2 separate regions of the Homo sapiens genome follow, and region 2 is linked to region 1. A link is a contact called in ENCODE Hi-C or POLR2A ChIA-PET data. All regions are on one chromosome and are shown on one strand. The core of a region is the stretch at or near the end of the contact, and the rest is flanking DNA. Distances in the headings are between cores, read along the strand shown.

Region 1 (5,814 bases), core at 1,556-4,055:
CCTGTGTTGAAGCAAGCGATTCTCATGCCTCAGCCTCCTAAGTAAGTATTAGTAGCTGGGACTACAGGCGTGCGCCACCATGCCCAGCTAATTTTTGTACTTTTTGTAGAGACAGAATTTCGCCATTTTGCCCAGGCTGGTCTTTAACTGGGCTCAAGCGGTCTGCTTGCCTCACCCTCCCAAAGTGCTGGGATTACAGGCATGAGCCACCACGCTCAGCTGGAAACAGAGCTTTTTGATTAGGGCCAGAAGCGTCCCCCTGCAACTGCATATTTGACTAATCCTGGCTTCAGCAGTTTTAACATTCCCATGAGCAATAGATGGAACCCAAGTTTGGGTTTGGATCAGCTCCAGTGTGCTTCAGAAGTATGATGCTGGAGGTTGCTGGAGTCTGTTCCTAAGCAGAGGGAATAGAGCCCTCTTCTGGCACCCTGGGCAGAGCTGGCATATTCAGGCAGCCAAAAATGGTCAGTTTCCAGTCTACAAATACTTCCTGTAAAACTTGCTGGCAGGAAGCTGGGTCAAGCAGGAAAGTGACGCTAAAGAGTGAAGCCCAGCTAGGTGTGGCCCCGGATAGGGGCTTTGCCCATCTGGAGACTTACTTTATTAATGATGGGTCTGCACTTCTTTTATTTCAGCAGCTTTGAAGTTTTATGGGAGTTGAAGGAATCTGTTGTTCTTGGCTGCCTGGATATGAACCCATTACTCAAATTCCCTTCCTCTTTCTCTGCTCTGTGCCCTCCTCAATCCCCAGCTTGAGTCTTGGCTATGCCTATTACTGGGGGCCTTCCCAACCAGTTGCTATTCAAGTTTTTCCAAAGAAAACAGTTCTGGAAACAGGGCTCTCTGAGTTCTCCTTCCATGGTGTTATAAAATATTTAGTCTCCCTAGAATGGGTGGTGGTGATTGTCTCAGATCCTGAAAGTTAGGCCTGCCCTCTGTTGAAAGCTAAACTTCCAAGCAGTGCCAGCTTGGAGTTTTTCACGGAAACAAATTGATCCAGCCTCCTCCACATAGTTTTTTTTTTAGATCAATAATAGTATGCTTGAAGTATCTACTGTTTTCTAAATGTCAGGCTGGCACTATGGCTTACTAAATAGGCTAGTGGATCAAAAGCCAGGTTTTTTTTTTTTTTTTGAGATGGAGTCTTGCTCCGTCACCCAGGCTGGAGTGCAGTGGCGCAATCTTGGCTCACTGCAATCTCCGCTTCCCGGGTTCAAGCAATTTTCCTGTCTCAGCCGCCCTAGTAGCTGGGACAACAGGCACACAACACCATGCCTGGCTAATTTTTTGTATTTTTAGGAGAAACAGGATGTCACCATATTGGTCAGGCTGGTCTCGAACTCCTGACCTCAGGTGATCCTCCCACCTTGGCCTCCCAAAGTGCTGGGATTACAAGTGTGAGCCACCGCGCCCAGCCTCAAAAGCCAGGTTTTTAGCCCCTCCTCCCACACTGCCTAGCAGCTGTGTGGCTCTGGGCCAGTGCCTACCTTTCTTTGGACCTCAGTTTCCCCAGCTGTATGTTGCAAGGTTCGAATCGAGTGATCTCTGACGTCTTTTTCAGGTCTGACAGTTTGGGATTCTGGACTGTTTATTTTCTTAGAGGACAAGTTGAAGTTCAGAAGGGAGAAGCCATATGAGATTCTAGGATGCATGGGTTGAAATAATGAGAAAATGTAAAAAGAGGAATGGCCATGCTAAGGAGCTGGTGTGTCAGCCCATGTGCCTAAGAAGGAGAGATGAGTTGGGGCTGGAGAGTATTTGCCCTGGGGGTATGGTTTGGCTAAGGTGATTTTGAAAGTAAGAACTGAAGTTAGGTTCAGACACTAAGCAGATGGTTTTCTTCCTGACTTTCACGTGTGGAGAGAAAAACAAGAGGGGTTTACCTGGGCCTGAGGTTGAACAAAAGGCCATGCAATTACGGCTGGATTAACGAAGAAACTAACTTGCTAAAGTGACATCACTGTTTCTGATTTTTTTCTTTCAATTTTCACCTCTGACCTGAACTCTGCTCCCACAGGGACAAGGTGGTTATATTTCCATTGCTAACCCTCACACATATGGTAATTGGAGGAGTAACTCTCAGTTTCCAGTGTGCCCTTGTCTTCCAGTTGAAATGCTTCTTGAGGAGCTTCGGATGACAGGGCTGGGTCAAAACAAATGAAAGGGGACCCTTGTCTCTGACGCCCTCTGGAGCAGTTGGAGTGGTTGAAGAAATACTGCTAACCCATTAAGGTGTGAGTGAGGTTGGGTGTTGTTCTCCTTTCTAGAAGCTACTGGGAAAAGGCACAGGCATAGGAAAGGTTAACCCCAGTCAGGTTTTATGGGCTGTATTGAGAGTCTGGAAGAGGTCCTAGCAGATAACTGTACCAGTTACCACTTCCAAGTCAACAGGGAAGAGGCTGACTTGCTGAGAAGTGAGTTAGTCAGTGAAGGAAGAGGAGGAGGAGCAGAATGGCCCCTAGGCTAAAGATTCAAAGCAAACCTTGTTTTCCCTCTTATGGAAAAAAGCTAGTTGAGACAGTGCTGTCATCCAGAGAGGCAAAACAGACCAGGACCTGCCCTGCCCTGCCTTGGCCCCACTCTTAGTAGCAGGAAATGGTGGGAACTGGAGCCTAAACAATGGAGTTTAGCTTCCGACCTGATGAAGGCAGTGTGAGTGACGCTGTGATGACTATTCTCTGGCCAAGGAAGATACTAGAACTCTGGGATTGCGTTGGTAGGGCACATCCTTCTTCTGGCTCCCCTGCCCCACTTATACTTGCCTTCTTCTCTACACCAGCAGCCCCACTGAAAGCCCAGCAGGGGTGGCCCCCTGGGGAGGTGGCAGGTGGAAATGAGGTCATTGAGCTCAGACCCAACTGGGCTGACTCACAACCTCTGCCCCAGTGAGACAAGGGGACCTTCCCAAGCAGTGCTTCCCAGATGTGCCCAGGCTTCCTATGCCAGAATGTTTGAGTCTTAGCCAAAATAGTTGCCAAGCCAGTGTCTGAAGACAACATGACAGGAGAGGTGGGTGGAGTTGTGGAAGGAGCTCCAGGAATGTCCAGAAGACCCGCCTCCACTACTTGTTGGCTGAGTAAATGTGACCTCAGTGATGTTAAGTGAGACTGTGTGTGATGAGGCCGACACATTGTTGGCATTCAGTAAGTGTTCATTTCCATCCTTCTGTCACCTGCCTCTATGCACTTCAGTTTTCTCATCTATGAAGTGGGGATGGTAATGTTCATCCCCTCAGCTCGGAGGTCCATGCTCCAGGCAAGTTACTTGTAATTATTTGACTTACTCTCTGCTTTTCTCTCTGACTCTTCCAAACTTCTCTCCAGGAAAGAGCCATCTTATAGTTCAGTGACATGGGGTAGGTGAGGGGAAACCATTGCTAATCCCTTTTGCTGTAGCTGGGCTACAGCTCACCTGGGTGCTTCTGATGATAGGCAAAGAGAGGGTTGCTTATTTGAAACTGGCAGGCCCAGACACCAAAGTACCTCTCAGCTGCTGGTGCCAAGACAGAGGTAGCATCTGGCCTGGTTACTTTTGTGTCTCAGCCCAGCTAACTGGAGACATGAGAGAGAACCCAGTTTGTTGAAGGCTTTGGACAGTGTACCACCGAGATGAGTTTGTTTGTGCTTAGTGAAGTGCTTGGTGTGGGAAGCGTCTATGTTGAATTGCTCAGTAAATAACAGTGGGCTTATTGTTCTTGGGCAACAGGTGGGAGGGCCAGTGCATGTGAGAGGATGACACTCCTCCTTCCCCAAACACACATGCAGACATTTTGTTATTGTTCCTTCAAACCTTAATGTTCTTCTGAGACACAGTCTTTAACCTCATGCTGTGCCTAGATCCTCAGGGCCTGGCTTAGGCAGGGATCTAGGCATATAAACAGTTCTCTTCTGGGGACTACATCTTGAAATGCTACCCCATCCGGGTCAGCTCCTGTATTCCTGTCAAACTGAAGGACTGGCTGGGAATTTTCTGCCAACTTTGGAAACTTCATTTTTAGGTTCTTTCCTCCCAAACAAGACCACTGTCTTCTCTTTAGGGAGAGAGCAGCGTCTAGGCCCGAAAAGAAGACCATGGGTGCCTACTAAGGGTGAGCATCCAGTGGGCCCTCTGTGGCAGTGGGTCTGGGCCTGCAGCCCATCTTGCACTCTTGAATCCCTGATTAATCTAAGAGAGAACAAAGGGACCTTCTTTGATCAGGACTTCTATCCTATCTATCACTTTCAGGCCCCAGCTGTTACTACCCTTACTCCCTGCTACCTCTGACACGTACACAGAAAACAGGAGAGCATAGACCAATGGCCTTGTCCTCATGACTTAGTTTTTTTCTAATTTTTAATTTTAAAATTTTTATTATTTTTTAACTTGATTTTTTTTTTTAAATAGAGATGGTCTTGCTATATTGCCCAGGATGATCTCTAGCTTCTGGCTTCAAGCTGTCCTCCCACCTTGGTCTCCCAAAGTGTTGGGATTTACAGGTGTGAGCTGCTGTACCCAGCCTAATTTTGATTTTTTTAACCTGACACATCATAATAAATGCATACATAAATTGTACATATTTATGGGGTACATAGCAGTGTTTTGATATATACAATATATAGTGATCAGATCAGAGTAATTAGCATACTCACCATCTCAAACATTTATCATTTCTTTTTGTGAGACAGGGTCTCACTATGTTGCCCAGGCTGGAGTGCAGTGGCATGATCTTGGCTCACTGCAACCTCTGCCTCCCAGGTTTAAGCGATTCTCCTGCTTCAGCCTCCCGAGTAGCTGGGATTACAGGTGTGTGCCACCATGCCCAGCTAATTTTTGTATTTTTAGTAGAGATGGGGTTTTGCCATGTTGGCCAAGCTGGTCTTGAACTCCTGACCTCAGGTGATCCGCCCACATTGGCCTCTCAAAGTGCGGGGATTACAGGTGTGAGCCACCGTGCTTGGCGGGGTGTTTAACTTTCTGTGCCTGGCTTATTTCACTTAACATAATGTCCTTCAGGCTCATCCATGTTGCTGCAAATGACAGGATTTTTATTTATTTATTTATTTATTTTGAGACGGAGTCTTGCTCTGTTGCCCAGGCTGGAGTGCAGTGGCATGATCTTGGCTCACTGCAACCTCCGCCTCTCGGGTTCAAGAGATTCTCCTGCCTCAGCCTCCTGAGTAGCTGGGATTACAGGCACACGCCATCACACCTGGCTAATTTTTGTAGTTTTAGTAGAGACGGGGTTTTGCTGTGTTGGCCAGGCTGGTCTTGAACTCCTGACTTCAGGTGATCTGCCCATCTCAGCCACCCAAAGTGTTGGGATTACAGGCATGAGCCACTGTGCCTGGCCAGGATTTCATTTTTTATGGCTGAATAATATTCCATTATGTATATATGCCACATTTTCCTTATCCATTCATCTGGTTTTGGACACTTGGGTTGATTCCATATCTTGGCTATTGTGATGTAGTGATGCAGTAAACACGAGGGTGCAGATATCTCTTGGATATACTGATTTTTTTTCCTTTGGATAAATAAATGGCTAGTAGTGGGATTGCTGGATCATATGGTAGTCCTATTTTTAGTTTTCTGAGAAACCTCCATACTGTTGTCCACAGTGGTTGTACTGGTTTACAGTGCTGCTAACAGGACTCACATTTGCTTCTGAGTTAAGTGGAGACAGGAATGGGAATTCTTTTGTGTTTGTTTTTCTTTCCAACTTTTTAAAAACCCAAAATTATTTATCTCCACATTGAAGTTCAGGAAACCTCAGGCTGCTATCCCTGGGGAAGAAGCCATAGTGGAATGGCAGAAACCCTGAGTAGAGATTCA
Region 2 (5,814 bases), core at 1,909-4,408, 230 kb after region 1:
GGAGTAGGGAGAACAAAGCACACCTTAAAGAAGCCTGTAGGATCCTTTCCAGTGACCTCTGCTCCAAAACCATAGAAGTGCTTTAAAGTGGGGTTAGAGTTGCTAGTGGTAGGAATAGTAATGGATATAAGCACTGGGTAAGGAAAGGAAAGGAAAAGATAGACTAAGCTTTCCTTAGGTTTAATTTGGTAGGGCTTGATCCAGGAACAATGGTCCATGATTCTGAGGATAATGACATTGCTTGACTTGGGTGTGTTGTACCCATCCCTTTCCACTGTACGAGCAGCAGTCTCATGGTTAGCAGCACAAGGTAGGGTCCTCCCCAGGCTGGCTTGACTTTCCCTTCTTTCCACCCTTTGATGAGAACACGATCCCCAGGCTGATGCTGATGTACTGGAAACCCCAAAGGTGGTGCCTGTGCTAAAAGATCTCTTGTTTTAAGGGAAGAGAAGGTGGAGGATAAACCAAGTATATAATTTCTAAGAAACTAATCTTTTGTTTTAAATGTGGGGACATCAACAGTGGACTTTATAGTCCTTGGTGCCTTCTTGTTGATAAATTTTGTTTAGCACCTATTTTTATTAGTTTTTAGACCAAAGAAAGCCAAACACCATTTTATATTTAACAATGCTTCCTGTATTATTTTTATACCAGATAAGCTAAATTTCACCTTCATATTAGTGTGTTATTAATGTTAAGCTTAATTTTAATAAAACCTTGTAGACATATTTATTCAATTTTTAATGTCTGACCATAAGGTAAGATTTTTATAGACTCTTTTTAGTCTTTTATAATTTTTGTTAAAGAGCAAGTTAGTGCTTTAAGAAAAACCTGTTGTGCTTTTATTTTAATGTCCAGTTCACAGAGAAACCAGATGATACACCTTTAACTTTAGCCAATATGTTTACACACACAATTTCCTTTACAATTAACTTTTCAAAACTTGCTTAAACCTTTAAAACAAAATATTTTTTAACCTTTTAATGTAGGTAAAAATACACATTCTTATGCCTCCTTATAATCCTTTTACCAAAAGTATATTTTACTTTCCTTACACACATTGCACACTCTTTCTTCAATAGTTTACATTCAGGAGGCCTAATTACTTTTAAATTATACAACATTTCTTGCATAAATTCCCTTTTATAACTTTTTTTCACGACTTTCAAAGACAATTCTTTGACATGCCTCAACTTTCTGACTTGTTGCAAACATCCCTTTCTTTAAACAACCATTTAATTTATTTTAGGACAAGAATTTACCATATAACATTCTTTTTTACATAAATTCTCCCCCCCGCCTTTTTTTCCTCAAGGATGATAGCCATTCTTTTCCAAAGTGGACCTCCTTCATGTCTGTGGACTAGACTGTGCAAGGCCACAAGATTACAAGTTAGGATAATACATGTTACACTGTTAACTTCTAGCAAACTTTACTTTTGTTGAAAACCTTGTAAGTTTGGGATTTCAATTATTCTTTGCTATTAATAAGACCTTGTTCAGTTCAAATTAACTTAGAATTGGTATAGATGGCTCCTTCCTGATTCTGTAAGTACGTTAAGGTTCAGCTTATTGCAAACAACTTGCAAGTTTGAGCAGACCAATTATTGGGCCGTTTTCCTAACTCTGCTTCTACAAGAGTTTCCTTATCACTTACTGAATACCCATTGTGTCTTTTTCCCTCAGTCACCCAGGAGGAACCATCTATCGCCTGTTCTGAAGGGAGTACCTCCTAGGTCTGGTCGAACCTTTGGATGGTAATTAAGATTTAGATCCTCTGTTAGGAAACATGCTGGGTTAAGGGAATTTTCAGTGTTTAATGTTAAATCATCTTTTTCTAACAGAGTAGCCTCATACTTTAAAATTATTGAGTCAGTAAGCTACCTTTTTATTTTTCCGACTTAGGATAGTTCTGACTTGATGAGGTGTGCTCACAATGAAGTTTCCTCTAAAAGTTATTTTTCTACTTTCTTCTGTTAGCAAAGCAGTTGCCACTACAGATTGAATGCATTTGGGCCATCCGCGGGTTACTGGGTTAAAGATTTTTTATTAGAAAGGCTACGGGTTGTCACTGGCCTCAGTGTTTTCAGGCTATGCCCTTGTTTACACTGATGACAAGATGGTATTGGAGTGTTATAGGATCACGGAGAAGACCTTCAATTATTAATTATAGGTTTTAAATTTACCCTGGCTTTTAAAGGAATAGGGTACACTGCTTCCTCTTTACTACTTCTATCTCTCTTTCTCTCTCTCTCTTTCTCTCTGTTTCTCTCTCTCTCTCTTTCTCTGTCTCTCTTTGACTCCCTCTTTGTCTTTCTCTCTCTCTCTCTTTTTCTCTGCCTCTGCTGGCCACTTATGCTACTGTTCTCCACTCTCCTTCCCCTTCCCCTAGGGGAGGGATAGGCGGGAGTGGAGCTACTCTTTCTTCCCCTGAGAAGAAAGGAAAGGGGAGTTCTGAATATTTTTCTTACTACTGGAGTTTTGTGTGAGGTTCAGCCCCCTGAAATTTGCAGAAGTCTCAACCCCTCAATCCAGGGGTGTCTTGTCTTGCCTGTCCTGGAAGCCTCAATCCCTCAAACCAGGGATGTCTCACCTTGTCTGCCCTGAAAGCCTCAACCCCTCAAACCAGGGATGTCTTGCCTTGCCTGTTCCGGAAGGCCTAACCCCTCAAACCAGGAGGTATCTTGCCTTGCTGCTCTGGAAAGTTGACCTCTTTCCTCCTTTTCCCCCTCTGAATGTCCCTTGCCCACTTCCCACTCATGTTGTCCTCTCTGGCTGCTCCCTCGGGGCCCCTCTTAGTGTTGGCATGCTGGTATAAATCCCATGGCAGGATCCACCTTAAGCCATATGAGGTAGCTATAGAACTGTGGAGAGGACCCACTCATTCCATCCAGCAGTAGGACTTGTCACCATCTACATGAACAACACCACAAGCAGGGTTGTTTGTGATCATTCATGTACACACACATTTAGCCCTCCAGAGTCTGACCACCAAGGAAGTACTTTACTGGCTCACATGGCTTCTCCTTCCTTGGTCTGTGCACAGAGTTGTTGCCACAGTAGGTGAGGACCCTTTAAGCTAGGTTGCTGGCCAGTTTCTTTCTGCGTTGCTGAGATCTCAGGTTATTCCTCGCACTGAGTGGGTGCTGATTCCTAAGCCCTGAGGTCGCCACAAGGGGGCGGGGCACGCCTCCTCACGAGGGAGAACCAGAGACTGTCCCTGGAGGGGAATGTAATCATGGGCGAGCCCCTAAGTTGTTACAAATAAAATTTTGGTGCTGCAAAAGAAATAGCATTCAAATATAATTTTTTTTTTTTAATTCTCAGCAAGGCAATGTACTTCTATAAAAGGGCCCACCCTTACAGATGGAGCAATGGTGAGTGCACACCTGGACAAGGGAGGGGGAGGGGTTCTTATTCCTGACACATGTGGTCCCTGCTGCTGTTGTTCCCCTATTGGCTAGGGTTAGACTGAACAGGCTAAACTAATTCTGATTGGCTAATTTAAAGAGAGTGACAAGGTGAGTGGTTTGGCGGGAAAAAATGGTTATGGCAGATCAGGAAATCAGAATGAGTCAGGGTGGAGAATGAGTCAGGGCAGAGCAGGTAATTGGAATGAGTCCGGGTGGAGCAAACAATCAGAATGAGTCAGGGCAGAGCAGGTAATTGGAATGAGTCAGGGTGGAGCAGGTAATGAGTATGAGTCAGAGTGGAGAAGGTAATGGGAATGAGTCAGGATGGAGCAGGTAATTGAAAAAGGTTGCTTTACGAGGAAGTTAAGTTTAAAAGTAGAAGGCAAAGAATTGAACATACTGACATATTGATCCTTTCAAGAGAAATTTAGAACTCACATCTAACATTACATTGATTGGTATTTTTATACAGTCATGTATCACTTTATGATTGAGACATATTCTAAACAATGCACTGTTAAGTGATTTTCTTTTTGTGAGAGCAATATAGAATGTATTTTCATGAACCTAGATGGCATAGCCTATTACATACCTAGTTTCTGTAGTGTAGCCTATTGCTCCTAGGCTACAAACCTGTAAAGTATGTGACTGTACTGAATAATGTAGGCAATTGTAGGACAATAATATGTATTTGTGTATCTAAATATAGAAAAGGTACAGTAAAATTCAACATAAAAAATAAAAACAGTACACCTGTATATAATACTTGCCATGAATGAAGCTTGCGGAACCGGAAGTTGCTCTGGATGAGTCAGTGAGTGAATGGTTAGTAAATGTGAAGGCCTAGGACATTACTGAACCCTACTATAAATTTTATAAACACTGTACACTCAGGCTGCATGAAATTTACAAAAAAAGTTTTTTTCTTCATTAATAAATTAATCTCAGCTTATTGTAACTTTTTCACTTAAAAAGCTTTTTAATTTTTTAATATTTTTGATTCTTTTGTAATAATACTTGCTTTAAAACACATACACATTGTACAGCTGTACAAAAATATTTTTTCTTCATATCCTTATTCTATAAGCTTTTTCTACTTTTAAATTTTTAATATTTTAAATACTTTTAAAACTTTTTTTCTTAAAAACTAAGACATGAAAACACACATTAGCCTAGGCCTGTCCAGATTCAGGGTGATCAATATCACTGTCTTTCACCTCCATGTCTTCTTTTACTGGAAGATCCTTGGGAGCAGCAACACACAAAGCTTTAATCTTCTATGGAAATAATGCCTTCTTTTGGAATAGCTCCTGAAGAACCTGCTTAAGGTTGTTTTAGAGTGAACTTTTCATAAATAGAAGGAGTACATTCTAAAATAAAGATGAAAATATAGTATGATATCTACATAAGCCAGTAACAGAGTTGTTTATTATTAATACTAGGTTTGTATACACCATAATCACCACAAATATGTGAGTAGTGTATTGTGCTACAATGCTATGACAACTAAGTCACTAGGCAATAAACATTTTTCAGCTTCATTATACTCTTATGAGACCACTGTCATTTATGTGGTCCATCATTGATAAAAAAATTTATGAGGCCCATTACTGTATTGCATTTCTGGAATAAATCATTTAGTCAAGATATTTAATTCTTTTCTTTATTTTATTATTATTATACTTTAAGTTTTAGGGTACATGTGCACAGTGTGCAGGTAAGTTACATATGTATACATGTGCCATGCTGGTGGGCTGCACCCATTAACTCATCATTTAGCATTAGGTATATCTCCTAATGCTATCCCTCCCCTCTCCCCACACCCCACAACAGTCCCCAGAGTGTGATGTTCCCCTTCCTGTGTTCATGTGTTCTCATTGTTCAATTCACACCTATGAGTGAGAACACGTGGTGTTTGGTTTTTTGTCCTTGCGATAGTTTACTGAGAATGATGATTTCCAATTTCATCCATGTCCCTACAAAGGACATGAACTCATCATTTTTTATGGCTGCATAGTATTCCATGGTGTATATGTGCCACATTTTCTTAATCCACTCTATCATTGTTGGACATTTGACTTGGTTCCAAGTCTTTGCTATTGTGAATAGTGCCACAATAAACATACATGTGCATACGTCTTTATAGCAGCATGATTTATAGTCCTTTGGGTATATACCCAGTAATGGGATAGCTGGGTCAAATGGTAATTTTAGTTCTAGATCCCTGAGGAATCACCAAACTGACTTGCACAATGGTTGAACTAGTTTACAGTCCCACCAACAGTGTAAAAGTGTTCCTATTTCTCCACATCCTCTCCAGCACCTGTTGTTTCCTGACTTTTTAATGATTGCCAGTCTAACTGGTGTGAGATGGTATCTCATTGTGGTTTTGATTTGCATTT

What was found. Hi-C counts contacts between places; a loop is a spot of excess contacts on that map. ChIA-PET counts read pairs that join two places held with the same protein, here RNA polymerase II (POLR2A). Pooled maps may share reads with other maps.
Region 2: a pooled map shows a loop between it and region 1 (5-fold over the local background). The contact joins two enhancer-like sites. A Hi-C loop is called at or near these places in 1 of 168 maps with a recorded cell type or tissue (naive thymus-derived CD4-positive, alpha-beta T cell) and 7 of 50 pooled maps. POLR2A ChIA-PET finds 5 or more read pairs at or near these places in 3 of 52 experiments (CD4-positive, alpha-beta memory T cell, T-cell and activated CD8-positive, alpha-beta T cell).

Annotation. Positions count from the first base shown.
Region 1 is chrX:65,703,651-65,709,464 of GRCh38, forward strand. All of the region lies in intron 1 of MSN (moesin), which reads left to right. Among named protein-coding and RNA genes, the nearest start is that of MSN, 39 kb to the left of the region's middle. RefSeq lists a silencer at 505-677 and an enhancer at 2,936-2,995. Within about 2 kb of position 2,806, at least 20 of the 41 ENCODE cell types and tissues checked have a DNase peak (open chromatin) inside an H3K27ac peak, as active enhancers do.
Region 2 is chrX:65,929,198-65,935,011 of GRCh38, forward strand. No RefSeq gene overlaps it. Among named protein-coding and RNA genes, the nearest start is that of MIR223HG, 83 kb to the right of the region's middle. RefSeq lists an enhancer at 2,927-4,126. Within about 2 kb of position 3,159, at least 3 of the 41 ENCODE cell types and tissues checked have a DNase peak (open chromatin) inside an H3K27ac peak, as active enhancers do.